7 separate regions of the Mus musculus genome follow, and regions 2, 3, 4, 5, 6 and 7 are each linked to region 1. A link is a loop called in an ENCODE intact Hi-C map of the cell type or tissue named here. Cell type or tissue: left cerebral cortex. All regions are shown on one strand. Links, peaks and the distances in the headings refer to the core of each region. The heading gives the core; the rest is flanking DNA. Region 1 holds the start of Tmtc2 (transmembrane and tetratricopeptide repeat containing 2). Region 2 has its middle 25 kb from the start of Gm25143. Region 3 has its middle 170 kb from the start of Gm25143. Region 4 overlaps Tmtc2 (transmembrane and tetratricopeptide repeat containing 2). Region 5 overlaps Tmtc2 (transmembrane and tetratricopeptide repeat containing 2). Region 6 overlaps Tmtc2 (transmembrane and tetratricopeptide repeat containing 2). Region 7 overlaps Tmtc2 (transmembrane and tetratricopeptide repeat containing 2).

Region 1 (4,579 bases), core at 243-4,242:
GAAATGGAGAAATGCTCACAAGATTTTAGCTCTCTGAACCCAAAGCTTTCTAGTAGTTGTATGCCCATAAGTCTTAGGAAAGAAGCTGTCCTTGTGTGATTTCCTATCATGGATCTTCCCGAGGAAGTGATGCACTCAAGAAATGTCACCCTTCTTCCCTCTGGCTTTGGCATCTTTAACATAGACAACAATTTAGTTTCTTCTTCCTGATGAATATTTGTGGGCTTTCAGCTCTTCTATAATCACACTTAAATACTCTTATTGTTTACTTGTTTACCCTTTTTTAGAAGTTTCTTTTACAATGTTCAGATGCTATGGGCTCTGGGCACTTTGTGGATGAGGGGACAAGCTTTATGAAGATTGAATGGAAATTCAAGGGATTAGTTAATAAACTGATGTGTGCCTATCACCAGGTAGTAGTGGTACAGGCCTTTAATAGCAGCACTCTAGAGGGAGAGTCAGATGGATCTCTGAGTTTGAGCTCAGCTTAATCTACAGAGTGAATTCAATGACAGTCAGAGCTACACAGAGTAACCTTGTCTCAAAAAAAAAATCAAAACTCCACAAACAAACAAACAAACAAACAAGCAGACAAAGATACTTAGAAGGAAGTGATAAAGGATGATGGGAAAGAGGGGTGTGTATGTGTGTGTGTGTGTGTGTGTGTGTGTGTGTGTGTGTGTGTGTGTGTGCTTTATAAAATACAAGAAAGAATTTTTGAAGAAATACCATTTGAAAGATAGTGGAAAGTAGCCAAAGAAATGTCTGGGGAGAAAACAGTTCCAGGTACGAGAGAAAAGAAGGTTCCAGAGAAGGCATACACAGATGAACACATTGAGAAGAGGGGGAGGACCATATGAGCCAGACTAAGAGAGTTTTATTCTATGTGCACTACACACGCTTAAGTGGAGTGATTGAACTTAAAGCTGCTTGTCTGGAGCCTCAAGTAAATGCTTGGAGCAGGGGCGGTAGGTGTAGAAGCAAGACCATTTACAAGGCCATCAGATTAGTTTGTGCAGGAGATACTAACGCTCTGTGGATGTGATGGGTGTATTTTGGTGATGGCTCGGACTAAGAGTGGAACAGTGTGGGTGTAATGGTATGTATTTTAGAGAGGAATGTCTAAGTATTAGTTAAGAAGTAAAAGGATGACGTTGGAAATCATAACAGCTAACTTATTGCACTTACCAGTCCCCCTCTGGATGCTTTATTTACATGGAAACTCACCCAACCAAAGTAGTATTTATAAGTGAGGGGTGAAGGAGGTGATTGGCCCCAACTTACTCAAATAATTAATAGCTGAGTTGATACTCAAATCTAGGTATCTGACTTAAGTATTTATTCTTCCCCCAGTGCCCCAGGATCCAATATCAATACATAAGCTCAGAAGAAGGTCAGAGAGGATCCGAATGGAGCAACTGGTATGATTTTTAAAAAAACTTTAAAAAATACATTATACCGGGGAGCACTGAAGAACAAGAATCACCATCTTCAATATATTATTTGAGAACTTCCTACGTGCTCATAATATTTTGATCAAATCACAATTTGCCTGTTGGAGGTTGAACACACATTTGTCAGTTTCCAAACGATTTCTTTGTGAAGTCAGACATCCTTATTCTGCAGGCGTTCAAACTTTTCAGATCGCTGCCACATACCCAGGGAGTCCACTTTCCTTATTATCTTTGAAGAGCTTGCTGGTTAGGTGCAAAAGGGGAAGTTGGAAGTCAGCCCTGCAAGGACGTGTTTTCTGTGCCCTGTAGCTTCCCCACAGCAGGGGGCGCTGCAGTCGTGTTCATCATAGTCCAAGGGAGCGACCAGGGCAGTCAGAAAGGGAACCAGGCAGGAAGGGGGTGTGGCAGACAGCTCTCGGATCTCTTTGGTCATGCAACTTTAGTACCCAGCGCTCCTTCTGCCCAGACCATTCTTCTGCACCGTATTTCATCATGTTGGATGCCTTCCATCCAGTCTTGCATCCGGGCGGAAAGGAAAGGGCATTAGCTTTCCGCTCTGCTGGGTTTAAGGATGCCGTTGTAGAGGGTTGCATTAGCGTGGTCTCTTCTATAGTCTCAGAGTCAGCTTGACAGTCCTGAACCACTAAAGACACCCATCCCCACGCAATTTCTGAGGAACGCGTGGGTGTTTCTTACCTTCTTGCCTCTCCTCTTTCATTTCCTGGATCCCTTTTCATGATCTTACTGCGGGGCACGCGTCTTTCCACTAATATTAATGTCGACCGTCACGGCGTGGCCTCGGAAAACTCTCTCCTAAACGCTGCTTCCCTGGCTCTTCAACAGGCCCTTCCATCCCAATTCAGCTCACGCATCGCGCGCGCGCGGGGCAATAGATCCTTAGTGTCAACCGAGGTTGCCAGCGCTCTGCAAACCTGTTCTACCTCTCCGCGTCCCGAGAAGTCTCTCCAGCTGACCAGTCTTTTGCCTGACAGCTCTTGGCACTAGACGTTTGGCTTGCGATCTAGAGCGTGCAAAGCGCCTCCCCGCAGCACTGGGCAAACCATTGACTCCTCCTGTCGCCTCTCTCCTCCATCTCCCAGAGCCCAGGGCACACTCTAGCTATCGTTTTGGGCAATCTTCCAAAAGTCATCTTTGTCCTGGGCTTTGGGGGAGGCTTTCCAGAGTCAAAAAGAAGGTGAAGGAAGATGAAGAAGAGAGTGGGGCCAGAGTACCAGGCTGGAGCAGCTAGAAGAGTGGGCGGAGCCTCCAGCCAGTGGGGGTAGACAGGGAGGAGTCTGCGGGGAGGATCTGGGTGGAGAAAGGGGCCGGGCTAGCTTAGGGTGGTGGGCTGGCCACGCAGGCGCGTGGGGCCGCGACGAGAACCCCACGCGGGAGCTTTTGGAGTCCCCAGTCGCCGCTTCTCACTTCACTGGAGAGGGGTCCGGGAGGGAACCAATAAAGAGTGAATGTGCCGCAGCCGCGGTGGCGGCCGAGTTGCTGCGAACGGCCCCGGAGTCGTGCGCCCGGGAGGCGGCGAAGGGAGGCGGTTCGCCTCGTCCCTCCCACCCGCCCCTTTCTCTCTCGGTCTCTCTCTCTGTCTCTCCTTTCCTCCCGCTGGTCCCAGATCCTCGCTCTGTCCAGCCCTTTGGTCCCCCCTCTTGCACTCTTCTATCTCCGCAGTCCTTTACCTTAGGGCGTCCCAAAGTGCCATGGGTTAGGGTGGGGACCGCGAGCCGCGGGAAAAGGACAAGCCCCGATTCTCCGCCGGGGGGCGTGAAGCCGATCGCCGCTTGCCTCTCGCGGTTGTCGGGTATGGGGAGAGCGGTGTGAGCCCGCAACCCCCGGAGCACGCAGGAACAGCGGAGCCCGGCGCCCCGAGGAGGAGCCCGGGATCGGAAGAAGGAGAGGAGGGAGGACGAGGAGGCGGGCGGGGAAGCCGGGGAAAAGTGCAGCCAAGGAGGAGAAGGCGGCGGAAGGTGGGGATTGATGCTTCTGTTTTTTGTTGCCGCTGCTGCGCTCGCGCTGGGAGCCAAGCCGGAGGGAAGGCGGTGGAGAGATGATTGCAGAGTTGGTGAGCAGCGCTCTGGGGCTCGCCTTGTATCTCAACACCCTGAGTGCTGATTTCTGCTACGATGACAGGTAAGTGGGTGAGAGAAAGGGGCAATGGCTGCGGTGCGACGGGGGTGGGGTGGGGGCTCCTCGGTGGCTCTGGTACTGCTTGCTGTCAGGCTGAAGCGCGTCTTGGGGGCGGGGTTGGGGGGACAGGTATCTGCACCTGAAGGTTTAGGCGACACGGAAACCGTAACACCTAAAGCAAACAGCCGGGACGGACGCAGGCGCGCTGGGCGGGCCGAACGAGTTTCCGCTCCTACTTTGCAGCAGGTTCTTGCTTGCTTCTTGCTGGTTGGCAGGCGCTTAAGTTTCTTTGCGGAAATCCAGGCAATTTGGAAGACTGTTTAATGAACCCACGTTAAACAAACAACCAGCCAAAGTAAAAATTCCAATAACAATCCTTGGTATACCTTGGTGCAAAAAAAAAAAAAAAAAAAAAAAAAAAAAAAAGAAAGAAAGAAAGAAAGAAAGAAAGAAAAAGCATATTAAGCGATTTTACGTGTGGGCTGGAAGGAAGCACCTCTGCACCCCTAGAAGATCCTCCCCGTGTGGTTTCCTTTTATTGATAGGACACTGATTTCTCGAAGTTAAACGCACATATGACAGTTGCCAAATAGAGGAAAGAGCGCGCGTACTCTGAGTCAACTTTCTCTTTGACGTGTATGATAGTAAACTTTGAGCTGTATCTCGCTGCTGGTTGTATCTCTCGCTCCCCCAACCTTGCTCACGCATCATGGGGAATTCCTTTATAAAAACGTGGGCTTTCAGTTCTGTTTGGGCGTTTTGCATGAGACATTAGTGATTCGCTGGTGCTAATTGCAGAAGAAGACGCCCTGGAGACAGAAGTTGTCTTCTGTATTTGGGTTAGTTTGGGTGGCTAATGAGACCCGGATTGTGTTGTCAAAGAAACTGCATTGATGCTTGGAAAAATATCACCCTTGTGCTGATGTCTCTACCTATTTTTAAAATATATTGTTAGTGTTTAGAAACTGATGAAAAGCTCCAATAGCCAT
Region 2 (4,579 bases), core at 213-4,212, 1.6 Mb after region 1:
CTGAGACCAGTATGCAATCTTTTACACATTACACAGAGTAAGAAATCTCAACCATTTTTATCCCTGTAAGTTCCATTGCATAGTGGGTAAATTTTTCCTCCTTGCCAAAGAACAAATAATGTAGCAAATGGAAGATTGTTCTCTGATGAGTTTAGTTGTAAATACACCACATTTCCCTTCTCATTAATAAAACCACTTGAAATTATGTATGTTTTAGAATAGAGCTCTTAAATATCATGAAACCTTTTAGGATAGGGAAGGAGGTAGGCTGACTAAATATCATCTCCTCTCCACCCACTCCTCAAATCCAATACATAGTCTCATGCCCAGCACCTTTGAAGAAACCAGGCTAGGACCCCTCTTTCTCCCTTCATTGCTAATGGATCACACAGATCTTCGATTCCAAACTTTCTTTCCCCAGTCATCCCATTATTTCAATCTCCAACTCAAGCAGACATTCCCTCAGGACCCTGAGACCACTCTAACCAGGAAAACAGTTAAGTTAACTGCAAACTTCCACCCATCCATACTCACCTCCCATCCATTACTCCATCTCATCCTCAGGTCTAGCAGGCTACTGGCTGTTGCCTCTCCCTCCTCTCTGCCCCACCTTTAAGAAATCACAAAGATCTCTCTCCTCTAATCTACCTCCACACTGATCCTGTTATAATAGCACCAAATGCAGCAGACATTTCTCTGGGAACCTGCCAGGCAACTAGGTGAGAGAAGCAAGTAAACTTCTGATCATTTGTCTACTCTTATTTGCTGTAGTACATCATTAGTGGGTCTCCTGAATAATCCCCTAGCTTTACAACAAATCCATGTTTGCTCTAATATCATCTCCTTGGTTCCACTTCTTAGCAATTGTTTTTAATGTAACCCCTATCTATACTTCCTAACACTCTTTTTAGCTTCCAGTGTGGCACTTAAGAGAGAAGAATTTTATTAATGTGGAATTATGCTCATTACTTTCTCTGTGAATAGAATTGTTTAAAGTAATTCTAGTTCTGTATTCTTTCTCATACTTACTAAATATGTATTTCCTGATAGGTAAATGTATGCAGCACTCATTACTTACAAATTTTATTATAAGCAGGCATGGCACATTCATGTGACTAGAAGTATTCTAAAACAACCTCCAGATTCTAGTAGATTTCAATTAAAGTAATTTCCCATTAAATTTCTCCCAGTGAGAAGCACTGATATCTGTCCCTCTCATCTGAAGTCCCATTTCTTTCATAGCTGCAAAATCAACAACAAAATGTCAAAACAGGGAAGTGTAACTCTTCCATTCCCAATATGTCTTTAAAATCCATATTTTACAAACATTTATTCATGACTTTCTGTCTGTTTTCTGAGGCTTCTTTCTCATCTACTTTCATAAGTGTGCATATTCATTCCCAAGACTGGTGAGATAATACCCAAATCGTCTACTTATGTATCTAAATCAAAAGCCATATTTCTCAGGGACAGAAAGTTATTTCCACTGTATGTCTAAGTGAAATAACTCATCATGTAAATACTTTAAAAATCTACATATCTCAATGTTTTAAGTACGAATGGCAGCAAAACAATTTCCCTATAACTTATTACCTCAAATTAACTATACCAATTTTTATTTAAACTGTTCTAAAAGTTTTATTGTTTAAGCTGCTTTCATTGTTATTCTGATTTTTTAAAGGCCATGTCCATTAAAAACAGGTGTGCTTTAGAAATATGAACCCTGTGAGGATTTTATGCTGTCCCAGGGGAGTCAGAATATAACAGAGTAATGGCTCTCAAATGCTGTCCTTCAGTCTTATGACATACATCAACGACTTTATAGATTTTTCTATAAAATTTTCTATGAATACTAATTTTAACCAAAGTCTCACATGATTACTATCCAAAATAGAGGTAGATTCCATCTGAGAGTATCTGAAATAAATTATAAACAGGTGCTTAATAACAAAACTTTATTATGTGTTTAATCAACTCATTATTAAACAGTACAGTTTGTAATGCCACCTAGTGGTTTTCTAAGTGAAAAAAACTGTCCCTTGTGTATAACAGATATATAATTAGAAACATGTCCTACAAGAACTAATATAGTTTTATATATTAACAGAGTTTCTCTGTGTGTACATACATATACTTATAAAATATGTGTGTGCTGACATACAAAGCTCCAAATGTCTAAAAGCATTCAACTGAACAAAAAGAGGAGAAAGGAATACCTACTTACTTCTTTTATGTTTACCATAGGTGCAGGAAATGTATACAGAATCATAGAAAAATGACGATGAGACATAAATCTACAGGAACGATAACTATAAATACCATCACTGGACCTCAGCTTTTATCATTCACTGTCCTCTTAAAACATGTAATTACTTAAGTCCCATAAATTAAGCCTCTTCTGAGTACTGGATTCTTTCTCCAATGCACACATAAAGACACTCACATAAGGTTGACTATGAGATTAAGCCTTACTAATATATCATTAAAATCATGCATTAATTGAGTAACCCTAAATCATCTCTTTTCTTCATTCTATAGTGTCTTACAAAAGTGATCATCTAAAATAAAATGAAATAAATTAGATTTATATATATATATATATATATATATATATATATAGTAGGTAAAACACACAACAAAAAAGTGTAATGGGATGATGTAGATAACGGAAGAAGAAATGTGGTATATCCAAAAACATGATCAATAAAACTGTTAAGGTGAATATTCTAAGAATGTGTTAAGAAACTTAAAAATGGTGAGTATTTTAATATATAGCTGATAGTATTCTCTGCAAAATAAAATTGTGAAAACAAAATTAGACAAAGAATTTTAAGTGATAATTGATAAAGAACAGATGATATATAGCTAAACTTGAGAACAGTAGTAAAAATAATCAAATCTCATGAGTAGAAAACAATTTAAAGGACTATTATTGCATTCACATGGACAGGAAGCACAGTATAACTGTGTGTCTAGGAGGGGCACAACTGAAATACCGAAACCTGGGTAGTACAACGAAATAGACTTATTGTTGCATGGGATGAAAATTTGGCATTAGCTACAATTATGGTAAAATTAGCTAGTTAATAACGGCTAATGTAATTCCTTAGTATTTGGTCTTTTATAACCCTTTATGCCTCTGTCACTATAATTTTAAGGAGTAGTCTTTTGGAAAATTGTTCTACCAAAAATTATTTTCATAAAGTTACACATTAATTATTCATTAGAATGTGAAGAGTTTAAGGTCCAGTTATTGCAATGCCACCCGCGTGCTCTGCTTCTAGAGAAATGAGGTTTGTTTATCTATTAGTCTAGAATAAGGAAAACTATATCATCAGCATTAAATAAACACCATGGGAGAAATTTTTTTAAAAGGAGGGTACCCAACAGACCTGACAAAAGTTAAATAAATGAGAAGGAAGAATGTGGATCCATACATTAGAGTGGAACAAAGCAATTCTTATGAGGTTGAGAACAATTTTGAATCAATCCCAATAAAAATAATGCTTCAGGTCACTTGTCTGGCGAGGATGAGAGCGATGTGTTCCTGTTTCCTTGTCCTCCTCAGGGCAGCTGTGCAGCCAGAAACAATATTGTTAATCCAAACATTAAATGTCACTACTAAATATAGCAAGGACGGATATAAATGAACAAGAGAAACAACAAACCTGTTCAGTGTTTGTGTGCACCAAGTTTAACTCCATCCTGTGTTGATTTTATTCTATAACTCCCTACATTTATTAGCTTGATGTGGGTCTCTTTGCATGAAGATGGCAATAGAAATGGGGTTTAATGAAAAGTAGGCATTTGGAAAAACAGATACACTCAACTCTAATTTTATACTACCATGTTTCATGTTATCAGTTTCCCATTACATAATATGAACTCTCTTGAAAGAATGTTAGTCAAAAAAGAGAACAAATTAATCACTAAAATTTTCTAAATTTATGTAAGTACTTTAAGATTTATTTTGTTGCCTGTGATATTAGGTTTAATCCTGTAGAAAAAGTAAATGCAGTCACATATGTGTGCTATGAAGTTGTGAGTTCAATAAACATAAATTAATATTTATAAGTGTAGCTAAGGATAACACATAATTCTTAGAAAACTGAATCTCTCAAAATGAAACCTAACACAATCAATCTAAATGTGAAATTCCTAGAAAGTCTACTTCCCTTGTTATCCTCCACTGAATATGTAATAATAGCCAGTTCACTTGGCATGGAACATATTCCAAGAATAATAACCAGATTTAACTGCCCTTAGATTATTATCAGGTTTCTGGGAACATATAACTTTGAATATCCCTTAGTTCTACTTTTGATTTAATCAGTTAGGTGAAATAAATAAATTCATTACACAATGGGCTTTGCTATTGTTCTTAACCAGATCATGTTTACAATCAAATAAGTTGAAAGGTATCTTTACTGACAGTAAAGGTGAGAATTCCTGTGATGATATCATAGTACTTGTGAAGACTTGAGCAGAGCAAGTATGTTCTGTATTTCTGGCACTCATGATCCATTCATTTTGGCTATGTGAATTCTATACTCTACTCTTTTTTTTCCACTGGACATAT
Region 3 (4,579 bases), core at 315-4,314, 1.8 Mb after region 1:
TTAGGATGTTATCATCTAGATCCATCCATTGTCTAAGAATTTCATGAATTCATTGTTTTAAAAGAACCTCAAAGGTATGGACACAGAGGAAAAATTCCTGAACAGAACAGCAATGGCTTGTGCTATAATATCAAGAATCGACAAATGGAACCTCATAAAATTGCAAAGCTTCTCTGAGGCAAAGGACACTGTCAATAAGACAAAACGTCAACCAACAAATTTGGAAAAGATCTTTGCCAGTCTTAGGGGGCTAATATCCAAATAAAGAATTCAAGAAGTTGAATGCCAGAAAAACATATAACCCTATAAAAAAAAATGGGGTAAAGAGCTAAACAAAGAATTCTCAACTGAAGAATGTCGAATGGCTGAGAAGCACCTAAAAAATGTTCAACATCCTTAATTATCAGGGAAATGCAAATCAAAACAAACCTGAGTTTCCACCTCACACCAGTCAGAATGGCTAAGATCAAAAACTCAGGTGACAGCAGATGCTACCAAGATGTGGAGAAAGAGGAACACTCCTCCATTGCTGGTGGGATTTCAAGTTGGTACAACCACTCTGGAAATCAGTTTGGTGGTTCCTCAGAAAATTGGACATAATTCTACTGGAAGATCCAGCAATACCACTCCTGGGCATATACACAAAAAATGCTCCAACTTGTAATAAGGATACATGCTCCACTATGTTCATATCAGCCTTTATACTATCAAGAAGCTGGAAAGAACCCAGATGTCCCTCAACATAAGAATGGATGCAGAAAATGTGGTATATTTATACAATGGAATACTACTAAGCCATTATTTTTTATTATTAATTTTTTACAGTCCTCTCATTACTTCCACCCCCACTTCTACCCCTACCCCCACTTCCACCAAGCCCTCCCACTCCCTAGGGCCTCAAGTCCACACCTTGGCCTTCCTTCTTCTTGAGCTTCATATGGTCTGTCAGTTGCATTGTTGGTATTCCAAGCTTTTTTCCTAATATCCACTATCAGTGAGTACATACCATGTGTGTTCTTTTGTGACTGAGGTAACCCAGTAACAAAGGGACATCATACTGTTATGATGCACACATTTTCAAAACTCAGAGTTGCAACTTCTGCACCGATATGTCAAACCTGCTGTTTTATTCCATATTGCATTGACAAACCATTTCTCAAACTGTAGACTACTTTAGGCAATCTTTATAACTTATATTTGTTTTTAATATCTTCTTCTATTGACTGCAGCTAGAGTGCATGTGGTTCTCAGCTGCAGATATGGCGAGGCTCTAGTGAATGGACTGCATTAAAGACAGTACGTAAGGAAGCTTCATTCTGAAGTGCAGAATGGTATGCGTGAGCATTTTTCTAGGTTCAGAAGTCTGTGTTGTTTACTAGCAGTTACCTATTCAGCTATGTGTACCCAGAGACCATGCCAGGAGTTTCAGGACAAACTCTTAGAGTATTGTTATCCAACTAAGACAAATTATTTTACTCACAGTTTTCAAAAACAAGAAAGAAATCAGAATGAAACATCAAAATGATAAATTCTGTAATTAAATCTTTCATTTCAGTTATTGCTCTATAATTGTGACATTTTTATGCTTGCTTGCTTTTATGTCTCTCTGTTCTGTTCCTTTGACTCTTTACTCTGTACATCAACAAGAAGATGAGAATTAGATTAATGGCTCCGAAATCTAGACACAATATGAATACTTTTCAATTCACAGGTGGCAAAATCCCTGTTCTCATATCTTATTAGTAGATAATAAAGAAGGCCAAAAGGTAAACGGAGAAAATCAGCTGCTTATAAATGAATCTAAAAATGCTTAGAGAAAGGAATTCAAGAAATAGTGTAGAGTATTTTGAAATATTTGAGAAAAGTATAAATTAAAATTGTCATCGGATAATTGAAATACCACTGTGGTTTTGAGCACATTTATAAACCGTAAAATGACAATGCAAATATATTCATTGTGAGTGTTAATGTCCTGAACAACAACAACAACAACAACAACAATAATAGCTGGTTATTTTTCAGACCTTGCGATGGTAGGCTATTGTGTTTTCAATGAAATTATACTAGATTGATGCAATTATATCAAGATAGTTTAAAAGTTAACATTAAAGATCAGTAGGAGACATTATTAAGTTGATTTTGAGAGGTATAACTTTAGGAAAATTCATAGGAAATTTTCAACAAGATTTTATCTAATATAACAAGACATTCATATTCACCAAAATGTACCTTAAATTAAAAGTTGACACGATTGCCATTGTACACTTGATCCTAGACCTAAACCAATATATATAATGAAAATGTAATTTAAAATGGATAGCTTCATGCTATTTTTTAAAAAATTAATATCTATAGTGTAGTATTAACTATATTTTTTTCTGTGTCTTTTTTAAAGATTTCAAAGTGAAAAGAATGATTCCTCAGAAGTTATCTAAGGTATCATTCTGAGTGCATGCCATGTTAGCATATCTTAGTGCCCTCTAGTGTGCAGATAATGGCAATAGCATTCTGTGTTCTAAATTATGAAGATGTTTTAAAATGCAAGATTTTTTAAAAATGTCAACTTTGAACCAATATCAAGTGAATAAAAGAATTTTAAGTTGGAAAGAAAAATTAGAGCCAGATGTCAGTTCAAATGAAATAGAAAATCTGGTAAAGAGAAATTCCTCCTCTTTCCGATTAAATGACCTTGCCTTCATTTGTCTAAATGTCAAGCAGGGTATACTATTTACATACACCCATCTCCTTGTTTCAGAAATTCAGACAAACTAACATTTTGTTGCTACTGGAATTCCCATGATTCCTCCAGGTTGAAGTTTAATTTCATATACTTATCACTAGAGTTTCTCTGTATCAGCTTCTCTCCTCCAACACATTGATACATTTGATCTGTAGTAGAATAGGAGCCTAAAGCCATCTGTCATTCTTAAAGAGATAATTTCTAAAATATGGATGAGATAGTAAAAGCAAGTACTAAAAATAATTTTCAAAAGACAATCTATGGAGATTAAATACACAGGATTCAATCCCACCCACCAAAAAAGTTGAAATGAGGTTTGCAACATCATTAGAGAGGGATTTTAAATTTATCTTTAAATCCAGTGATAGGACCAAAAATGGCATTGAAATCAACTATTCTTATCTAGTAATGGTCAATAGTAATCAAGAGATGCACATCATGCAGTTAAGGAATACTGCATTTCTGCAGTGAATCTATGGCTCTTAATAAGAATGTGTTTAATGTGAGATCAGGGGGCAGATCTTCTGGCTGATAAGCTATAGAAACCTCTCAGTGCTGACTGTATCACTATCTCTACCAGTTATCCGCTGAAAAGTGACTGTGAATTGAATTGAATGATTCCACACTAGTTTGTGGTTTTTGATATCATAAACAGTTCACTAAAGATCAGGAACAATTTTTAAATTTCCAAGGGCATCCCAAACTGCAGAAATAATATTTTACTTGGCAATGCTTATTCTTGGTGTGTATAGACAAGGTTGTCTGTTAAATTCATACAGAATTATTTTGCCTTTGTGTTTTGGCAAGTCTCCTTTGTGTTTCCTCTAGGTAACCATCTAATCTTGGATATGTGGATTATGAGAGACCACATCCATAAATACTTTGAGCATAATAATACAGAGTGATCCATATTGGTTTAGCATTTACTAGAACAAGGTATCTCATTGCATATCTTTGCTGTTTTGATACATTTTACTTTTTAACAAATTGAAAAGAACAGCTTCATTTATCCATAAGAGTAAACAAAAAGATGAGAATAAAATTATCCAAGATAGGCACCAAGTAGTAGATTTGTAAGAGTGTTTTTTTTTTTTTTCTTGCATAGCCATTTTACTCCTGGTGCCAACAGAAAGTTTACAGGCTTTCAAGTTTTTTGAAGAAAGCAACTAGAGGTTAAATAAATTAACCACCTTGACAATATTTGTGCAGCTTTCAATTTATAAGACTGGGGCCAACTTCCAAGTTTGTTCTACTAGTGGTGATGGAGGGAAGTTATCACCAGAACATGACAGAAGTTCTCACTTTCATCTCCGAGAAGAGTACACCTTTTCTTCTCTTCATTTACCCAAACTCACACTGTGAGCAATTCCTGACATGAATGAGGGTAGACACTATATGGAAACGTTCACTTGGTTGCTAACTAGAGCTTATACCAGACTAGGGGCTTATAGACTTGGGAATGATTCACATGCCAAAGTATGACATGATGTTACAACATTCTTCACTTTAAAGGGGATTACAGGTTCATAAGGAAATGCCCATCTTAAAGAAGAGTCAGACTAATGTAAACACTGGAGAATCAAAAATGAATAATGAGAAAGAAGGGGAAACTATGAAAGTTTATTTCACAAACACATAATAAATGTTGTGAATCACTATCTAAACACTTTCCATACTCCTGGTCTAACCAGTACCCCTACAGATTACTTTCATGTTGTAGAAAGAAGCATGATGTCATCTCTAGTCACCCATAGGAAGTGAGTGTAGTATGTTTGAACCAACGTCTCTCCTATGTCATTTTTCTCTATTTTGCCTCAAAAAACCCAACCAAACAAACAA
Region 4 (4,579 bases), core at 316-4,315, 140 kb after region 1:
TTTAAACTTTTGTGATTTTGAATAATTAGTCATTCTGAGAAAGAGGATGATGTTTTAATTCATAGAGACACCGCGGAGTGGGTGATGAATTTACATCCCTCTCTTACTCCCTCTGTTACATGATTTATAAAGCATGGGCTTTTACCATCGTTTTCTTAATATGTAGCAAATTGGCAGTAATATTGATAATGACTCTGTAGATGGAGAGCAACACTTAGGGAAAGTTTGGACGTTCTATCCCGATCCTTTACACTAAAACCTTCTGATCATTTATTCTGAATGTTTTACGGAAGTCTGAGTTGGCGTTTGACTGGTGGTGGCGTTGGCTGTATTTCTGACTCACCGAGGCTTTGTTTTTCCTACATTTCTCTACTGGCTCTCCGTGACTGCTGTGCTAATGCACCTATTCTCCCTCTGTAACTGTTGAGTTCGGACCCAGTTATATATTTTTCTGGACTCCTTATTCCTATAAATTCAACTTATAAAATGTGCTAGTCACTTTATTCTGGTATGATTTTCATAAGCGCTACGATTTGCTAACCTAGTCATCCCCCACCCCTTTCTTCCATTCTCATCTACTTTTAAAGCCTAGGCATTCTCTGCAAGTTCGCCACCCCTCCATTTGTATATGTGACTCATACTTACCTCAGCAATCATTAGTCATGTGTAGCGGTTCTGTTGTGGTACCTGGTATTTAGATAGCTGCACTAGTATGAGCATTGTAATTGGTAAATAGCTACCTCTTTCCTCAACTCAATTTCCTGAGCCTAGCGCAAGCAAGCCTGTACAAACCTAGCTCCCATTCTCTTTAAGTTTTGAATATCAATTCTGGTTCTATCACTTTATGTGAGAGATGATGTTTTTGTGCCTCACACTTCATTATCTTTTTTTTTTTTTGACTATAGGAGTTGCATTCTGGAAGAAAGATTAGAAAGAAGAAGTTGATGTTATTTTAATGGGATGTTTTGAAGTTGTTATTTAAAAAGTTATATGGCTTTCAGTCAATAGTAAAGTCAATAGATACAAAGTGCTCAGTGGCCAAAGCCCCTTCCGCTCCACACAGCTTTCCAGCGTGCTGCCCTAACTTAACATCATTTAGACATTTTAGTCAGTACCAATAGTTGCAAAAGAAATGGACCAAAGGGAATTGAGCAAAGCTTGTGTTCCTTTATTGTGCAGTGTTTTACTTATAGATTAGCCTTAAGTCATCTTTTTTTAGAAATCATGAATTATGAATGGAAATGGCGAATGCCCTTTCACGTACAAGGTGCTCCTGTGTAGAGACTCTGGTATAGTAGAAACAGCTCTGTGACAACCAGTCTAGTGATGGGATTTTCCACCTCTGCTACGTCCTATGCAGTCTTGTCAGAGATGTCTCATCTTTTGTCCCTGAAATTATGTGAAAAAATATTAGTGATACTATAGGATATATATCATATATATATATATGTATACATACATATATATATATATATACATATATATATATATATACAGACACACACACACATACACACATGGGTATAGATATCTTTATATCTATACATGTATCTACATATACATGTATCTGTATATCTATGTATATGTAGATATATGTATAGATATAGAGATATCTATATCCATATCTATATCCATATCCATACATAGGAGATATATAAATATATTCTGGATATACCTATAGATACATAAATAGTTATATATATGTATTAATATCCATATATATAGGAGATATATAGATATATCCTAGATATATTTATAAATACATATAGTTATCTCTATATCTATACATATATCTACATATACATCATTATGTCTTCTATGTATATACATATGCATAAAACACATATACTTTGAAGACTAAAAAGGTCTACACTCCCACTAGTATATGGTCCTTCCTCAGTTTTCTACTTATAATCTCTTTTGGGTCCAGATGTGATTTCAGGACAAAGCCTGGCTGGCACAAACAGTGCTGACTATATTGTGGTGACCAAATTGGTGTCATGTCATCACCAGTCCCTCGACAACCATGGCTTTGTTATTCTGGTGCTGAATTACTCTCCCACAATCCTTTCTTCCCTCACAATCATAATCAGTGTGAAAACAGCCTCTGTCCCCAAGTAGTCATCCATGGACTTAATGTTGATAATGAGCCCCTTGTTTTGCTGGAAACTCAGGCTTTTGTTGAGTGTGCTTCCTACCAAACTGATCATTTTCAGCATGTGGAGCCCATTAGGCCACGCTGGAGCTGGCTTCACTGTTCAATTTGCTAACACTGCATCTGTTCCTATCCTGATGATAACACCTGGATCAGTTTAGAAGTTGTGTAGGAGTTTAAGAGACGGTGTAGTTAATTTCTAAAACAACTGTTGGTCTTTAGATGTGTGAACCCCGTGGTCTTTCACATTCCAGACGAACTCATTGCCTTTTGGGCACGTTTATACCTGCGTGTGCTTTCTGAGTGTGAAATAGAAAACACGTGTCTCCTCCGCGGTCTTTATTTTCACTTAAACTCTTCTGCAGGGTGACACTGGGGAGGTTGTTACTGTTCTTTTTCTTTTCCTTTCGGGTGACAAGGAAGATGCCTTAATATTTAACCTCTGTAACCTGTCGCGAATGTTCACGGAAATGCAGTGCTGACAGATGACTTTGTTCCCTGCTTTGTCAAAACGCATGTGTACTCGCCGTCCAAGCCATTTCTGATACTGTAAGGAAGCCATTGATTCTGCTTGGAAGCTGTGAAGTGGACAGGCATTAAAAATTAAAGAAAGGCTATTCAGTTACTAAGACTACATGCCTTATCTCCGTGGCTCACTAAAAGCCTGGTGCCAGTTCACTGAAGCTGTGATAAATGACCTTTCCCAATGACCTCTGTGCCTTTTAAAGACAGCACAGTTTGGAGTTCCTGTTTAAAGTGCTAAATGCGCTTGGGATGTTGTACAGTATTACTCCCATTAGGAACATTGAATATAACCTCAGGATACCCTCAGAGAGGAAACAATTAGAAAACAAGGCTGAGAAACCAAGTGAGTCTCTCTGCTTTGTTGTCTTCCCCAAGTTAACTGTTAGTTGTTACCTGTTAAAAATATCCATTTCTCTCTGCATAAAATGACCATGACCATAGTAGAGGTGATGACACTGCCCTTTAGGTCAAAGATCTCTTTGTGATCTTAAACTTTTTTTTGGGTCGCAGTCTAAGCCATCATGATCATAGCCCGCATGTTTGGGTTTAGCTCACATGGCAAATGTAAAAAGATCCCTAACGAATATTATTTTGATCTGCAGCTTTTACTTGCAAGTATGGCAGAGTTTTAATGTGTATTATCTGTCTTTCCAGTGTACTCAAATGTACTGTCTTTGAAAATAAGTGTCTTCTGTGATTTGAAAGGCTTGAACTAATTATTTTTCTGTCTCATACAAAGAAATTACAAGATTTGAATTTATACCTAAAATATCAGTGTTTATAGAGTACAATATCATGTTTCACATGAAATGATGATCTTAGTCTAAGAGGTAGTGCAATAACTGCCATTCTTATGGTGAAGCTGCTACCGAGAATCACCTACTCAGGATGCGACATCCAAACACTGTGACTTTCTCTTTTTTGTGTGTGTCTTTTTGATCATCTCACTTAACTTTTTAGTCCTCTATCCTGGCCGAGGTAGATGGCTGTAGATACCATTTCTGGATTCTTAGATTAGCTTATGGGTTTAACTTGTGGTCAATCCAGAGGCAGTTTAGCACAGGTTCACTAGGGAAAAAAATGACCAAAGGTGTTATATGAGTGTGCTAAGAGAATAATAAATGATATCAGCAACTGAAAGCAGTCTGTACATGTACTGACATTTCAGAAATGTGGCGCTCTTTTTGTTGAAGAGAGACTGCAACAAAGTTGAGTTTGGCCTTGAACTTGTAACCCTAATTTCTCAGCCTCTACGACTGTTGGATTATGGGGATATGTCACCATGTCTAGCTTAAAAACGACACAAAAACAAACAACAGAAACAAAATGTACTCTTGTATGGCAGTGAAAAAGGCAAGGAGAATATGTGTGTGTGTATAGATACACACATACACACACACACACACAGAGAGTTCAGGACAGTCACTTATTCACTTTTCTTGAAAAGTATATGTCTGCATGGTTTGCCTACATGCATATCAGTATACTGCATGTATTTCTGTCCCAGTGGAAGCCAGAGGAACGCAGTAAATCCCCTGGAGCTGGCACAGCAGAAGGTTGTGAGCTGCCATGTGGGCAATGGGATTAAACCCAGGTCTTCCGGAAGAGCAGCCAATGCTCTTTAACTGCTTAACCATCTTGCCAGCCCCAATACAGTCATTTATTAAGTGTCCACTGTGTATTAGGCACCAGTCTTTGGAATTAACCTGGTTATCTTATTTAACCTGCATCAGCACTGGCTTATAGATGAGAAAGGGGAATCACAGCGAGGAAGCCCAAGAAGAATGATTTCAATCAAGATTTGGCTAACCCTGCACGTCCTGAGATGTGCATTTTTAACACGGCGCATGAATTAAAAAAAAAAAAAAAGAAAAAGTTGCTTCAGATAAAAGATGAATG
Region 5 (4,579 bases), core at 329-4,328, 180 kb after region 1:
TTTCTCTAGGCATTCTGGTTTTGTCCCTATTAATCATGGTATCCTTTCCGGAGAAAGGATAATGAGAAATCAAGTGGGAGCAACAGCACCTTGTAGTGCCAATGCGAGTGCCTGTGTGGTGGCTGGAAGGTCAGCCTGCCCTTGCTCTCCATGTGTCTTTGCAATGTTGCAGTGCCCAGATGGCTCCCGTATGCTCTGCTGGTCCGATTATAACTCTTGCAACAAGTAAAATAGCATGAATTCAGGATTTAATTTGTGTTTCTTCAGTAATTATAACCTTGATTAGCGAAGTCAGTGTTTCTGTTCCAAAGGGCATCTCCCCGCCCCTCCTCTACTTGTTTATCCATGCCAGGACGATAAGGTGCAGTGGTCATGATCGCCATTGATATGAGAGTCTGTGACACCTATGTTTTGTTACATGGTTTTCATTTTCATAATTCTCCAAAAAAAAGCAAGGAGAACATGAAGAAAACAGAGGACATTAAAAAATAATAATAATAAAGACTGAGTTGGTTTTCAGTAAGTGAAGAAACAGAAAAATACCCAGAGTTCTCTTTAATTGTTGGCTACCCAGAATGCACACACCGGGTACAGATATACGGAGACCTTTGCTGCAGGTAGTATCAATTCTAAAAGTTCTATGTCTGCGTGGCTGCTGTAGTGCATGGCTGTAATCCTAACACTTAGAACGACCACTGGAAGTTTGAAGCCAGCTTGGGCTACATAGACAGACATTGTCTCAAAAAAGCCCCCAAAGGAAGCAAACACAAAACACCCAAAATAAACTTTTGTCTTCATAAAAAGTAAAAACATCATGAAATGCTATAGTTTCATGAATTTGAAATTGCTGAGTCTGTTAGTATTAACACCCAAGCTATTTGAGAACAATTTCTTGGTTTTTACTGTATAGCTGCCTGGACCTATGTCCATTGTGTAATATATGTGTTAGGAAGGTATGTGCTGGGTTGTACATTCCAAGAGAAGAAACCTTGTGAATAAAAGCATCATAATGTTGTCAGTTTACACCCAGCTTATGTATGAATGCTTTGGGTTCATTTCCATAAGTCCTATGAAATGAAAAGCTCCAAATTATTTGGAACATTTACTTTTCTTACTTTGAAGAGACAGGCAAAAATATCCCGGTTTCTTTGCTCATTGTGTATAATTTCTTTTCGTGACATAATGTGACCACTTCAGCCATGTGTTTGGAATAGTGTGTACCCTTTATGAGGTTGGGTCTGATTGTTGGAGGAGAGACAGTGGTACAAACCTTTGAGGGTAACCAGGCTCCGACTTCTGTTTAGAATTTTGCTTTGGTTTTGGTTTGATGAAATAAGATCTCCTGAGCTTAGCGCACCTCTGACACCCTGTGTTAGTGATGCTGGTTTGAACTGTTCCTCAGGCTCCTCCCTACCTCCTGAGTTAGAGAATTTCGCTGCCACACCCAGCTCTGTCTGGCTATAATGCAACCTTCCTTTCCTTCAGAGCCAGCCTGCCATGCCTTCCCCTGAGAGGTCTAGTCTCAGTCTCTCAGTTACTGTTCTTTTGCTGTGAAGAGACACCATGGCCAAGGCAACTCTTTATAACAGACAGCATTTAGTTGGGGGTTTGCTTATGGTTTTTGGAAGGTTAGTCCATTATCATCATGGCGGGGCACATGCAGCATGCAGGCAGGCTTGGCACTGGAGGAGTAGCTAAGAGCAATATGCAGCAGGCAGAGAGAAGGGGAGAGGGAGTAGGGAGAGAAAGAGGGGGAGAGGGAGGGGAGGGCAAGGGAGAGGGAGACCCTAGGCTAGGTGTGAGCTTAGGATATTTCCCCTACCAACATACTTCCTCCAAGGAGGTCATACCTAATCCTTCTCAAATAACTCCACTTTCTGGTGAGCATTTTAATATATGAGCCTAGGGGACTCTTATTCAAACCATTATGTCCTCTGATATGGGAAGCAAATCACATTTAACCCTGGAGATGCTTCTGTCATTCTGTCATAGTGGTCAAAAGTAACTAATAATAGGGATAGGACAATAGCTCAGTGGGGAAAGTGTGTGCCACCCAAGGAGAAGGACCTGGATTTGGATCCCCTGCATTCTAGTGGGCAACTGCAAGCCTAGTGCCTGGGAGCAGAGAAGTCGATGTCAGGTCCTTGCTGGCCATCCAGCTAAGTCCAGAGCTAAGTCCGCAAATTCCAGCCTCAGTAAAACACGCTTTCTCAGAAAAAGAAGGTGACGATCAAGCACAGAGGAAGATGCCCAGTGTTACCTCTGCCTTCCGCAAGGCCGTGCCTAAGTGAGGGCACACACATGCACACACTCGAAAGTCATCAACCTACACACACAAACACACACCTGCACACAGGTAACTAACTCAACAGATGGCCCCAGCGTTTATGTATTGTATTCATGAAGGTTTCATCTGTTACTTTAGGGAGTGGTTAATCAGCATGGCTTCGGCCATTTTTGAATAGTTAGGTGACATGTCAGTAAACTAAAATGGAATACTTGCTGTCCTGTTCACCACAGCTCATAACTGAAAAATGAAAGATAATCACTTTTCAAGGGTCATTCGAAAGCTGATTTTTTTTTTTTTTGACTGAAAATGAGTACACTTACCAGGTCAGGTTGGGCTCTGACTCTCTCTCTCTCCATTAATGTCTTGTCTTTATGACACACGTCGGTAGCCTGGTTTTTTTCCCCTTCAGGCTCAGGAGGGTGCTGTTGCTTATATATCTGAAAAGGAGCCAGGCTTTCCTGTTCTCCACCCCCACCATCCTTTCCCCACTGCATTTCCTTTTAGCCAGGCTTAGAGGAAGGAAGATTAGTTCGCTAGCTGCAGGAGTGTGCGGCCTTCATGTCTCAGTCTTTTGAGGCAAAGAGTCTGTGTTATCACCTGAAGGTGAATGCTAATCTCTTTTTCAGCTTTTATTCTTCCTTAACCTGCCGGGTTGCCTTGTTGCAGCAGCAGACTCCACACCCTCTATTATAACAAACCCTTTCACTCAAGCTTTGAAGCTGCATTTTGGTTCTGTCCTTCTGTCCTTTACTTGATTTCTTGCCTCACAGCGAAGGCTTGAAAGGGAAAAACTTTGCTCTCTAGGGCGATGGTATTTTCTAGCTGGCTGGAAATTTCTTTCTTTCTTTCTTTTTCTTTCTTTCTTTTTTTTTTTTTTTTTTTTTTTTTTTTTTTTTTTTTTTTTTTTGGTTTTTCAAGACAGGGTTTCTCTGTATAGCCCTGGCTGTCCTGGAACTCACTTTGTAGACCAGGCTGGCCTCGAACTCAGAAATCTGCCTGCCTCTGCCTCCCGAGGGCTGGGATTAAAGGCGTGAGCCACCACACCCAACTTTGGAAATTTCTTGAAACTCTTTGGACACCTTACAATGTTCTGCTATTCAGATGAAATTCCTTTTACAGAAACTTAAGTTGTAGTACTGTTGCTTTGTTGCCACAAATCTGTAGACAAACCTAAAGGTTTTGAGAACTTCATTATTTAACATCTTTATTTAATTGACATGACAGATGCAGATGAGGTAGGGATGACTGTGTGTGTGTTTCTTAGAAAAGACTTCAGGTTCCTCATGAGTCCTCTTTGGTTATATCAAACTGTAAAGGTCACCAGCCACTTGGGGCAAACTGGTTGAAACTAAGGATTGCAGCATAAAACTTTGTGCTATTAAATAAGAGAATTGGGTCTGTTTAACTTTTGTTTGGGTTTCAAAGGTTGGTAGGAACACAGGTAAAAACCTCAAAGCTCTCAGGTATTTTGGTTAATATTCAGAACCACTCTGGGCGTTTGGGAACCCCCTCAATATCATTTAAATTTAATATCATTTGCATTAAAACAAGGGTTTCATCATAGGAGAGGGCTATTAAAACCCATCCCTCTACCTATTACACCCTCCAGTGACACACTTTTAGTGCACAGAAGGTTGGTGTTGGTGTCTTTTGTGGCAGAAGAGTACCTTGGTGAATCAGAGCTAAAGAGTGCCTCAAGGATCATACAACAGATCTCAAGCAAGAGATATATTTAGTGGGTGTGTGGGGCAAAAGACTGCCTCTAAGCAGGGAGAAGATGGAGGGAGGGAGGAAGAGAAAAAGAGGAGAGAGGGAGAAGGGAAGGAGGGATGGAGGGAGGGGGGCTTTGATGGGTAGGGATGCTTTATAATGGTATGATGTAAGGGTCTGAAATTGCTGAAGGAAGACCCCAGACTCAGATATTATGAAAAGAAAAGGACCATTTATTCTGCAGAAACAACCAGCATATAGGGGTCAACCACTCTTCAAAATGGCGACCTAAGACAAAGATCCACAGGCCTTCTTATAGAGAACCAGGGGAACTCTCTAGAAGGATTAAGTAATCTAAAATTTCATTGGTAGGTGCTAGGGGGTTACAGGTCTACATTCCCATGTCATGAACAGAACATTTAGCCATAGGAAGAAATAGGGCTGCCTAGCACTTCTGGCCCATCCCAAGATAAGATATTTCTCCATTCTTTGTGGTTATCCTCTGGCTCTTATTTGGGAGGGGGTTTTGTGACCTTGTTTCTGCAATTTATACTCTGTTCCTGGAGGTGGGGCTCATGG
Region 6 (4,579 bases), core at 333-4,332, 97 kb after region 1:
ACACTCACCTTGAATTTTATAAGAGCCAACCCTTATAGGACATGCCACCCCCCAGATGAGGGTGAAGCTGACTCTTAGCTGCCTGAGTAATCCAGTTCCTTATATTGTAATCATCTGTTCATGCTCACATGGAGATGGGGTTCCATGTTCACTGCCTTCGGTTCCTACTTGGAACATTTCCCCTGGTTGATATTCCTTATAGATAAATAGATCTGCCATTTTGTTTTGTTTTGTTTTGTTTTGCTTATGAAGTAGTGGTGATGAGTTAGTCTTATATGTATAGGCAGACATTCCTTTCCTGGGAGCCTTTTGATTCAGCGCATCTCTTTGTCTTCTTCGGTGTCTAGGGCTGGAGCCACTGTACAGAAAGTCTCGATCCCCTGAAAGCTGAGGGTTTTGTTGTTGTTATTGTTGTTCTTTATATTCTTCCTATGCCTTGCAACGGAAACAGCTCCAGCACCACGGAGGGAGTGCTGCTAGAGCAGTTGTTTTATTTTCTTTGTAAGAACACTTGTACTCACCTTTTACGCCACAGTTGATTTATGATTAACGCTTCAAAATGAATCTCTCATGCATACCCTTCTCTTATTACAAGGCAGAGAAAATGGAAGGTGCCTAATGTGCCATATTTGTCCTCATCAGGCTGCAGGAGACAGGCTAGCGATGCAGCGTGCATTCTGCACTCCCATTTCCGTTTGTGTTCAGTGAGATCCAGCAGGAAGTTTCTGCTAACAAACGTCATGCTTAATTGAAGCATTGGGCTGTACGTTTTACTTATCATTCCCAGTTGCAACCGGTAAACACGTTTTCTTAATGTTATGTTTAGTATGTATGCAGTATTTCTGCTATTTTCTGTAGTTTGCTTTTTCCCCCCTGAGCTAATTTTTGGGTCGGTGGGTAGGGTATGATAGGTGTGGAATATTATTTATAAACAGTCATTAGACATATTTTCTGAATTGTATTTTTTCGATGTATGAGAACTGTTGTTTCAACTGCTTCTGATTTGGGAAAGGAGGAAGGAGTTCAGGAATTGTGGGTGATAATGTTTAGGCTTTCCTCTTCCAGGGTTTGAATGCCACAGAAACCCATTTATATGCAAATGAACTTATAGGATCCCCTGTCGTGTTAGGACTTGGGAAACTTTCTCAAGTGGCTTCACTTAGATTTCTTAAAAATCATCATTTACAATTATCTCTGACCCAATTCATGTGATCCTGTTGGCATGAATTTGTGTTTCTGTAATTCTTGTCACTGCTTAGGAACATTTATCCAGCAGTTCAATAGCCTCATTATAACAGTGGGCTAATAATAATAATAGTAATAATAATAATAATAATAATCTGGCTCCCTCTGATAGTGTTTCTCCTATCTTAGAGATAATATGGATTCCAAAACTGTCTTTTCACAAGAGGTAGGAAAAGACTTTTCACTTTCTAATCTTTGAAATAATGTTTTATGAAAGCCTGTCCTGAATTTTCTTTTTTTGTTTGGTTTTTCGAGACAGGGTTTCTCTGTATAGCCCTGGCTGTCCTGGAACTCACTTTGTAGACCAGGCTGGCCTCGAACTCAGAAATCCACCTGCCTCTGCCTTCTGAGTGCTGGGATTAAAGGCGTGTGCCACCACGCCCGGCATCTGTCCTGAATTTTCTTAAGAAAGTGAGAGTTGCTATATCATCAATGTGAACCTTCTGCAGTGTAACAATTTTGGATGTATCTTTTGAGTAATTGACTTCAATGGGAGGGATGGTTGGTGTTGTAACAACATTCTTTGATTCCAAGGATTGCAAGAGAGCACTTCTGGCACGTTTACTACTACTATTAATACTACTACTACTTCTACTACTATTACTGCTATTGTTATTAAATAAGAGAAATAATTGGTGTTTTTGTGAATCCAATGGGAATACCAAAATATCATATGTACCCTTGAATTTACACATAACTATAAGCCAAACTGATATTAAACTTCCTTAATTTATTGGGTATTTATTTATGCATGGCTTTAAATTATTACTGCCCCATTTGGTAGCCTAGGATCTTCTGTAGGAGCACAGTGGGGCAGTTTAGCAGTGCCTTGGCAGCTTTAGGATTGTAACTATGCTCCTCCCAGACTCCTCTCTCCTCTGAATTATTTTACATATTTGTGCTTGTAATCTGTTTGGCTGTGGTCCACCATCTTTATGATCTCATTAGCTGCAGTCCACCCTTCTTATCATCTGGGTAGCTGCGTTCTTCCTAAGATGAAGGGAGAAATAATCACGGGATAGCTTGCTTCTCTTTCTCTCCCTCACAGTCTTCTCCAGCCCTTTCACGTTCAGGAACTAATGTCCGGTCCTTTCTGCTGTTGCTTCAGCATCACTGGAGACTGTATAATCGCATCCTCATCACCTTACCTCATCGGAGTTGCTAGGACTCCCCTGCTCTTCAGGTCCCAGCCTGTTCTGTGTCACATCCCAAACTCCTGAAGTCCTCAGCTGGTTTTCTTTGCTTTTGGAACCGAGAAGTTCCCAGTTGACTTTAAGGGAAAGCCTGTCCCAGATTTCTGTCAGCAGCTGTTCCTAACTCGGGCGGGCGAGGATGCTCTTTCGAGGTGTTAAAGCATCTCTCTTCGCCAGCTGATTTACTTGAGCCTCCAGAGGCATTCCTTTTGCTTTTGTTTAAACCCCGCTAAGAAATGGCGAACAGGCAAAGTCAACTGAGTCCTCTAGCCTGGCGACCACCAGATGTAGGAGGTGCGCCTGGCTCTGCCAAGCAATTGGGATCATTCCAAAGGGCATCATCAGAAAAGGATTGCAACCCTCGTGAGCACAGATGCAGGTCCTGCTGAGTTCTGGAGATTGTCAGAAAGACGGAAGAACGGATAACGGTGAACATGCCACAGTGGTCAGGAAAATATTTCAAATGGAAAATAAGTGGACCCAAGGCCAGTGAGGATTTAATGTGATGATTTTAGGCACGGGAACACTGAGCACATCCCGTCAGTAACGTTTCCTTGCCATAGACTATGAGAAACATTTACTTGAAGTGCAATGCTGTCCCTGACAGGTACAAGTACCAACTGTGTTGGGATAAGTCACAACATAGGTTCCTCCTCATCTGGACACTTGAGAGACATGGTCTCTTAACAGTATACACAGAATCCTGATGGATAAGCGTGCAGTTCCTTATCCTTCCCTTCATGTAATTTTGTTATGAGATGTGATGGGAAGGAAGAGAATGAGTTTGTCAAGGCTAGAGAGACGGCACAGCTCCTAGTAATGCCTGCTGCTCTTACAGAGCACCCAAGCTTGGTCTCCGGTAAGCATAGTGGATGGCTTACAATGAACTCCAAGTTCAGGGGTTCAAAACTCTCCTCTACTCTCCATGTATTCCTGCATAGACATAGTACACACACACACACACACACACACACACACACACACACACACACACACACACAGTAAAAAAATACTCTTTTAAAAATGTTTGTTGGTAAGAAGTAGGTTTTGCTCTATAGGAGTTGCTTGTCTCCTTTCCCCTGTTTTAGAGCCTGGATTTGAGATTTCTCTAATCTGAGATGTTTGTTTTCATTTGGCTTGGGAGTGCTGTTTGATTGCACTTTTTGTTTTATTTTTCCAGGTGAAGATTCCCTTTAGATGAAGTGGGTAGCAATTTTTCTTGTATAAAATAGATTGCTGAACTAGTCACTGTGCTACAAAACAAAACAAAACAAAACAAAACACCCAAAATCATGTCTTTGTCTCTTGGCTCCTTTCCGTTCTTGGTATACTTAGTATAGTAATTGCTCAGTTTCAGGACTTCACCTAATCTGAGTTTGGCAGAGCTGCCTGAATGAGCCTATTTCTAGCACTGGATGACAGGGGTGGCAGTCAACACCTCTGTGATGTGGACACTAGGGTCAGCTACTGGGCTCTGAAGCCACTTAGTGCAACTAGTGGCAGAGTGCAGGTCATGCTCTGCTCCGGCTGGAGGAGGGACACCTCCTCAAGATACACGTTTCAAATGGCAGTCAAAACATCATGCTCTTTCCTACTTGTAGGCCTGGTTAGTCGGGGAAATGATCATTTTCAGGCTCCTCAATGTCAAACAATTGGTGACAAGTTAGACAACTCCTTTTGCATTCCTGGAAAATTTAATCTGCAGGGGAGTTACTAAGTCCCTTCCCTTCTGAAGTGGCCTTTACCTGGAAGAAAGACGTTGGCATCCCTTCTAATGGTAAACAGCATAACTGCCAATGTTGTAGGGTGTAGGTCTGGTTTTGTCATGTGGGTGAATGCACTGGCCATAGTTTAACTGCTCATCCTTTGCCTAAGAAATGCTTTACCTTCCAGCGTGCTTTCTCTCTGACCTTTCGCCTGATGCCTACTAGCCTAGCCACCTCCTGAAAACGCCTGCATTTGAAGCTCTTGGGTGTTATTTCACGTTCCCAGGGCTGTTTTTTTTTTTTACTTCATTTTTTAAATTAGATATTTTCTTTATTTATATTTCAAATGTTATCCCCTTTCCTAGTTTTCCCTCTGAAAATCCCCTATCCCCTCCCCGCTCCCCCTGTTCCCCAGCCCACCCACTCCCATTCCTG
Region 7 (4,579 bases), core at 218-4,217, 380 kb after region 1:
TTCCTTTAGAAGTTTCTTTCCAACATTATGGGATGTGACAGAAAAAGTCAACTCATGTTCCCAAAGAACGTTTAAGTTTTTGAGCTTGGACTCCACGAAGACCTCCACAATCTTGCTGCCATTGCTCTAACCTACCCCAGTAGATATCCATCATTTTAATTTCCTCCTCCAACATAAGAGAATCAAGCCAAAGACCACAGTAAAATAACAAGGCACAACTCTCCAGAGACTTGAGAAAGACGTCACATGCTGCCTCCACATGGCTGCTAGTTATCCCAATTGATGTAACACATCTGTCATCTTCAAGGAAACAATCGATGTCTGGTCCACTGTTATAGCCTGCAAAGAAGGAGGTGGTCTCATTTTGTTGGTATTTAACCAGGAGCCCTGTGTTACAGGGCTGTAAGCTGCTGCCTGCCATGGATAACACATTGAAATTTTCATCGGCTGTCTTCAATAAAGACCATGTGTGTATGAGGGAAGACACTGGTGCTTGTCTTTATGTGTCTCATCCCAACCCATGGGTTGCAGATGGCAGAGAGCAAAGCCACCAGTACATAATAGGACAGACTTCCACCCTAAATTCTTGCATCCACTTCCATAGCTAAAGAGCCTTGCAGGCTGTTTAGACACCCATCACACGCTGTCTCCACAGCCTTTTTTTCTGTCTCCTAGCATTTAATCATTTACAGCTCTGTTAATAAAATTTCATCTGGACACTTACTGTCTTAAGTAATTATATGACCAAAAGGAGAGTTCTACTTTACAAGAGGATAGATAATATGATCTGACACAGTCTGTTCTACAGGCTCTACCTAGTCTAAGCAATTTCTTTGTAAAAGCTGTAAGATGATAGCATCTTTGATCTAGAAGCGACCTTGACAACAGCCCTTCTAGTATTTTTGTGGGAATAAAAAGAACCTGAGGACCTAGTTAACATTCACATTCTGACTCCATGAGTGGGGCCTGAAATTCTCCTCTCCTGCCCTGCATTGAGGTGCTGCCAGGAGTATTTTTTGAACTTAGATGTGTGGCTAGAAGGCCAGAAGTTCTCAGGACAGTGGCCATATATTAATCCTCACAGCCACTGCTCTGGTAGGTGTACGTGACAGGCTTTGGAAAATAAACCATGTCTGTTAATATATGGTTTTTTTAACAAAGACTTAAACATTTATTTATGTGCAAGTCAGTGTTGATGCTTTGAAAGCGGGTACTTAAGGTGCCAATATCCATTACTTCAGTGACGTTTTAGCAGAACCCTTTGTACATTTCATTGTTTGCCATTATCTCAGAGAAGCTATAGGGTGTTGGAAGCAGTATACTATACAGATTTTTAAATTTCTAAAGTAATTTCCCTAATAGAAATGGTATTTGCATTCATTACAAAATGTTATAATGATAAATAAATATGTAACCACTTAAAGTATCGATGTTCTTAAATATGCATATACCTAGTTTTACACATTTTTTATTCTTTACGGAAAACAGTTAACAAATAGGAATGAATTTCCTTGAGGTCAAATTTGTGACAAAATTATAACCAGCATCTAGAAATCATCCACAAACAAATGTAACTTCCTTTGTATGTTTTCTTACAATAATACTAAATACTAATATTTTATTTAGCAACTGGTGATAGGAAGGACAGAAAAGCCTTGGGCTCTAGTTTAGAGAAACAATAATACAGTAATGTGTGTAACTTGGTTGATGTCCTTCCCCACCCAGTTTTTATTTCTGCCCGTGAGAGGAACAACCTGGAAAAGATTAGAAAGTTAGCACAGGCCCAAGCAGTCCAGAAGGCCTGGTGCATGTTGTTGAACACACTTGGAAGGAGATTTTGGTTCGCAGTTTTGAAGTGATAAGGCAAAGTAGGGAGAGAAAGGGAAAAGGCAATATGATTTCATTCTCAGAAAATCTTTTTAGTAACTAGATGAAGCAAATTCTTCTGTCATCAAACTTGGACAAGGAATTGCAATCCCAAGACAACACCCAACCTGCCCAGATATACATTTCTTCTTTGTGGTACTGCTGCCATGTGAACCTAGGCCATTTGAATGCTTAATCTGTGAGTGTCTTGATAAGCTTTGTCTATTGCAGTTTGATGCATATACACTATAGGTAGAGGCATATTAGTAACACAGTAATTGAGGAAATAAAGGCTGTCCCACAGAGCCATCTGGTTTCTCTCAGCCCAGTTCCTGGGCTTCTCCTACTTCTGGTTAACAAGGAATGGCTGCCAACAGTGATTCTCCTTCCCATATTTAGCATCTCTAGTAGTTGAGGCTCTGAATACATGTATACCAAAGTTTAGGAGCTGTGTTAGTGACAGTCATGCTAAGAACTGTGATGAGTCATAATTCAGAAATATGTTCAGGCATCAGAGGAGCTCCAGGTAATATTGGTGGTGTGATAGCAGAATTCCTGTAGACGATGATGTAGGCGGTGTTAATTTGGTTTCCAGTGTAGCACTTGACATTGCCATACAATTTAGAGCTGGGTAGATTTGAATTAGTGTTTAAAGTTAGAAACTTACCATCTGTATTTTTTTTCTTCATAAGTATTAAGTCATTCTAGCCAAAAGATTAGTGAAAAGTCAGGCAAAGCTTATATTTGTGATATAATTTGAAGGAAAATAAGAATGTAGAAAAGCTTGAAAAGAATGGCTAGCAGTTTAGAATTTAAGAGAATTTTGATGTGTATTCAGAGATATTCTCTAGCCACTGAACTAAAAATTATGAAAATTACCAAGAAGCATTTAATAGAATAGAAAAAGCTGACCATGGCATTTGCAATGTCTAATTTGTGAAGGTATTCTGCCACATACTTCTCTAGGAACGTTCAGAAATTGGGATACAAGGCTCTTAGGCCATGTCACCAAGGTCAGGATGGTTAAGAACTCAAACCCAGATCTCTTAAGCTTGAAACTTGATCATGCTTTTCCTTTAGTTGGTTTTACATGATTCTACTCTTTGGCTCAGAAGTAATTGTTTTTACAGTAAACAGTAGGATCAATTGAATTCAGCTAAAAAAAATGCATGCATTTTAAAAATACCAAATCATAGAATGGTTTGACATTATCTTTGGTTTCTGTGTAGAGTGAAGGACAATTAATGGCAGATACTGTCTGCAAAAATGAATTCATAATCATAGCATATAAACAATGTTTATCTGATATATGTACTATGCATTTATGTAGCTGCCAAAAAGTTTGCTTCCTATTAACAAGAGCCTTCTAAGGATGGGACACAAACAGGGATGCAGTTTCTCTATTTGTAGAGAGAAAGCAAAATATTTTTCCCATCACAATAGACTTTCATGAACAGGTATCTGAGAATTTGGAGACAAAAATCCTCATAGTAATCTATGGTTACCATAATTTTTTAAAAAATCTTTCTGAATCTTTTACATGACAATTTTATATTTTACTTGCCACAGTGACTAAAATGGTGTATTATTTAGTTTTTCTTTTTTCATTCTTCCTTAAGTATTTTTCAACAAGTAGTATAAAATGGATTTATTGAAGTTACATTTTCCTGTGCCATATGTTTAATCTGGTTTGGTATTGTTTTCCTTGATATATTTATATAAACATTCAGCATTAGGAGAATCTAACCATTTTAAAATTTTAAACCTGTGGGTCTTGTCTTGCCAGGAAATATTTTAGTTTAGGTTTCAGAAAGATGTTAAATTTAAATTTAATTTTTTTTTCAGGGCTTCCATTCTGAAACCATTAGTAAATCCCATAGCCTAATGTTTATACACAGAAAGCCTAGAATATAGCTAAGAAGATAAAACATGGACATAGATAGCTTCACTTTGCACTCAGATTTCTCATTTTTGAAGTACATTTTTGTTCGTTGGCTTTACTCAGATAAACAAGGTTTCCATGCTATAAGTGTTTTCTGTTTTGTTGCATTGGGACTTGAACCTTGAGTTTCAGGCACGGCAGGTACACACTCTGTCACTAAGCTATACTTGTTTCTTCCCAAAAACAGGTTGTCTGGGATATCTAGTCTTCTAATGTATATATGCTTTTCCATTAAAGAAAATTAAAAAAAAAAAAAAACCCAAAAAACATTTCTTAACTGCCTATCCTAATCCTATTTAGAGTACATATCTACTGTTTGAAGATGGGCATACTTCCTGTCTCTATTTCTATAAATTGGTAAATTACTTCTATCAGATGCCTCTAAACATGGGAATCGTGCCTGAGAGGTTGAGGACGTTTGTCCTCCATGAAGGAGCTCTTGAAATGGCCTCTTTATCAATCACTTCCTCTCTCTTCTTCCAGTACCCTGCTGCTCTCATGAACCTAGGGGCCATTCTGCATCTCAATGGGCGACTGCAGAAGGCTGAGGCCAACTACCTGAGGGCCCTGCAACTCAAGCCAGATGATGTCATCACTCAGTCTAATCTCCGCAAGCTGTGGAACATCATGGAAAAGCAAGGTTTGAAGACCTCCAAGACCTGACACAGGAGAACTCCCCTCCTCCTCCTCCGCTTGTCAGAGCTGGCTTCATTAACAGACAGAACTTCCCAGGAGTGCTGTGATAAAAGCTCAAGGGCGACTTCAAGCCCA

Evidence for each region. Hi-C counts contacts between places; a loop is a spot of excess contacts. Peaks named below come from ENCODE experiments on the same cell type or tissue, not always from the same donor. Only the 100,000 strongest peaks of a DNase experiment are listed, where the experiment ranks them.
Region 2: it touches region 1 in a loop (4-fold over the local background); 8 of 42 quality-filtered maps call a loop at or near these places.
Region 3: it touches region 1 in a loop (7-fold over the local background); 6 of 42 quality-filtered maps call a loop at or near these places.
Region 4: it touches region 1 in a loop (4-fold over the local background); 3 of 42 quality-filtered maps call a loop at or near these places.
Region 5: a loop joins it to region 1, with 2.9 times the contacts of the local background. A loop is called at or near these places in 2 of 42 quality-filtered maps.
Region 6: it touches region 1 in a loop (5-fold over the local background); 3 of 42 quality-filtered maps call a loop at or near these places.
Region 7: it touches region 1 in a loop (2.4-fold over the local background); 2 of 42 quality-filtered maps call a loop at or near these places.

The regions. Positions count from the first base shown.
Region 1 is chr10:105,572,681-105,577,259 of GRCm38, reverse strand. Tmtc2 (transmembrane and tetratricopeptide repeat containing 2) reads left to right here and starts at 2,781. Exons shown (of 12, transcript NM_177368.4): 1 at 2,781-3,593. The coding sequence starts at 3,511. It overlaps Gm15663 (predicted gene 15663), which reads right to left and starts at 2,709. Exons shown (of 3, transcript NR_038032.1): 1 at 1,573-2,709. In left cerebral cortex, for the core only: CTCF peaks have their summits at 1,768 (motif pointing right) and 3,187; DNase peaks (open chromatin) are centred at 2,502, 2,763, 3,321, 3,778 and 2 more places; H3K4me3 peaks cover 3,024 bases; H3K27ac peaks cover 2,161 bases.
Region 2 is chr10:103,981,942-103,986,520 of GRCm38, reverse strand. No RefSeq gene overlaps it. Among named protein-coding and RNA genes, the nearest start is that of Gm25143, 25 kb to the right of the region's middle. In left cerebral cortex, for the core only: a CTCF peak has its summit at 2,000 (motif pointing left); no DNase peak of the experiment used is centred there.
Region 3 is chr10:103,783,002-103,787,580 of GRCm38, reverse strand. No RefSeq gene overlaps it. Among named protein-coding and RNA genes, the nearest start is that of Gm25143, 170 kb to the left of the region's middle. In left cerebral cortex, for the core only: a CTCF peak has its summit at 2,483 (motif pointing left); a DNase peak (open chromatin) is centred at 2,491.
Region 4 is chr10:105,428,688-105,433,266 of GRCm38, reverse strand. The region is part of intron 1 of Tmtc2 (transmembrane and tetratricopeptide repeat containing 2); the gene reads left to right. Among named protein-coding and RNA genes, the nearest start is that of Gm46241, 26 kb to the left of the region's middle. In left cerebral cortex, for the core only: no CTCF peak of the experiment used is centred there; DNase peaks (open chromatin) are centred at 340 and 2,086.
Region 5 is chr10:105,397,717-105,402,295 of GRCm38, reverse strand. All of the region lies in intron 2 of Tmtc2 (transmembrane and tetratricopeptide repeat containing 2), which reads left to right. Among named protein-coding and RNA genes, the nearest start is that of Gm46241, 56 kb to the left of the region's middle. In left cerebral cortex, for the core only: a CTCF peak has its summit at 2,693; a DNase peak (open chromatin) is centred at 2,752.
Region 6 is chr10:105,476,025-105,480,603 of GRCm38, reverse strand. All of the region lies in intron 1 of Tmtc2 (transmembrane and tetratricopeptide repeat containing 2), which reads left to right. Among named protein-coding and RNA genes, the nearest start is that of Gm46241, 22 kb to the right of the region's middle. In left cerebral cortex, for the core only: no CTCF peak of the experiment used is centred there; a DNase peak (open chromatin) is centred at 2,559; H3K4me3 peaks cover 309 bases.
Region 7 is chr10:105,189,987-105,194,565 of GRCm38, reverse strand. It overlaps Tmtc2 (transmembrane and tetratricopeptide repeat containing 2), which reads left to right. Exons shown (of 12, transcript NM_177368.4): 12 at 4,292-4,579. The coding sequence ends at 4,471. Among named protein-coding and RNA genes, the nearest start is that of Gm25422, 52 kb to the right of the region's middle. In left cerebral cortex, for the core only: no CTCF peak of the experiment used is centred there; a DNase peak (open chromatin) is centred at 2,305.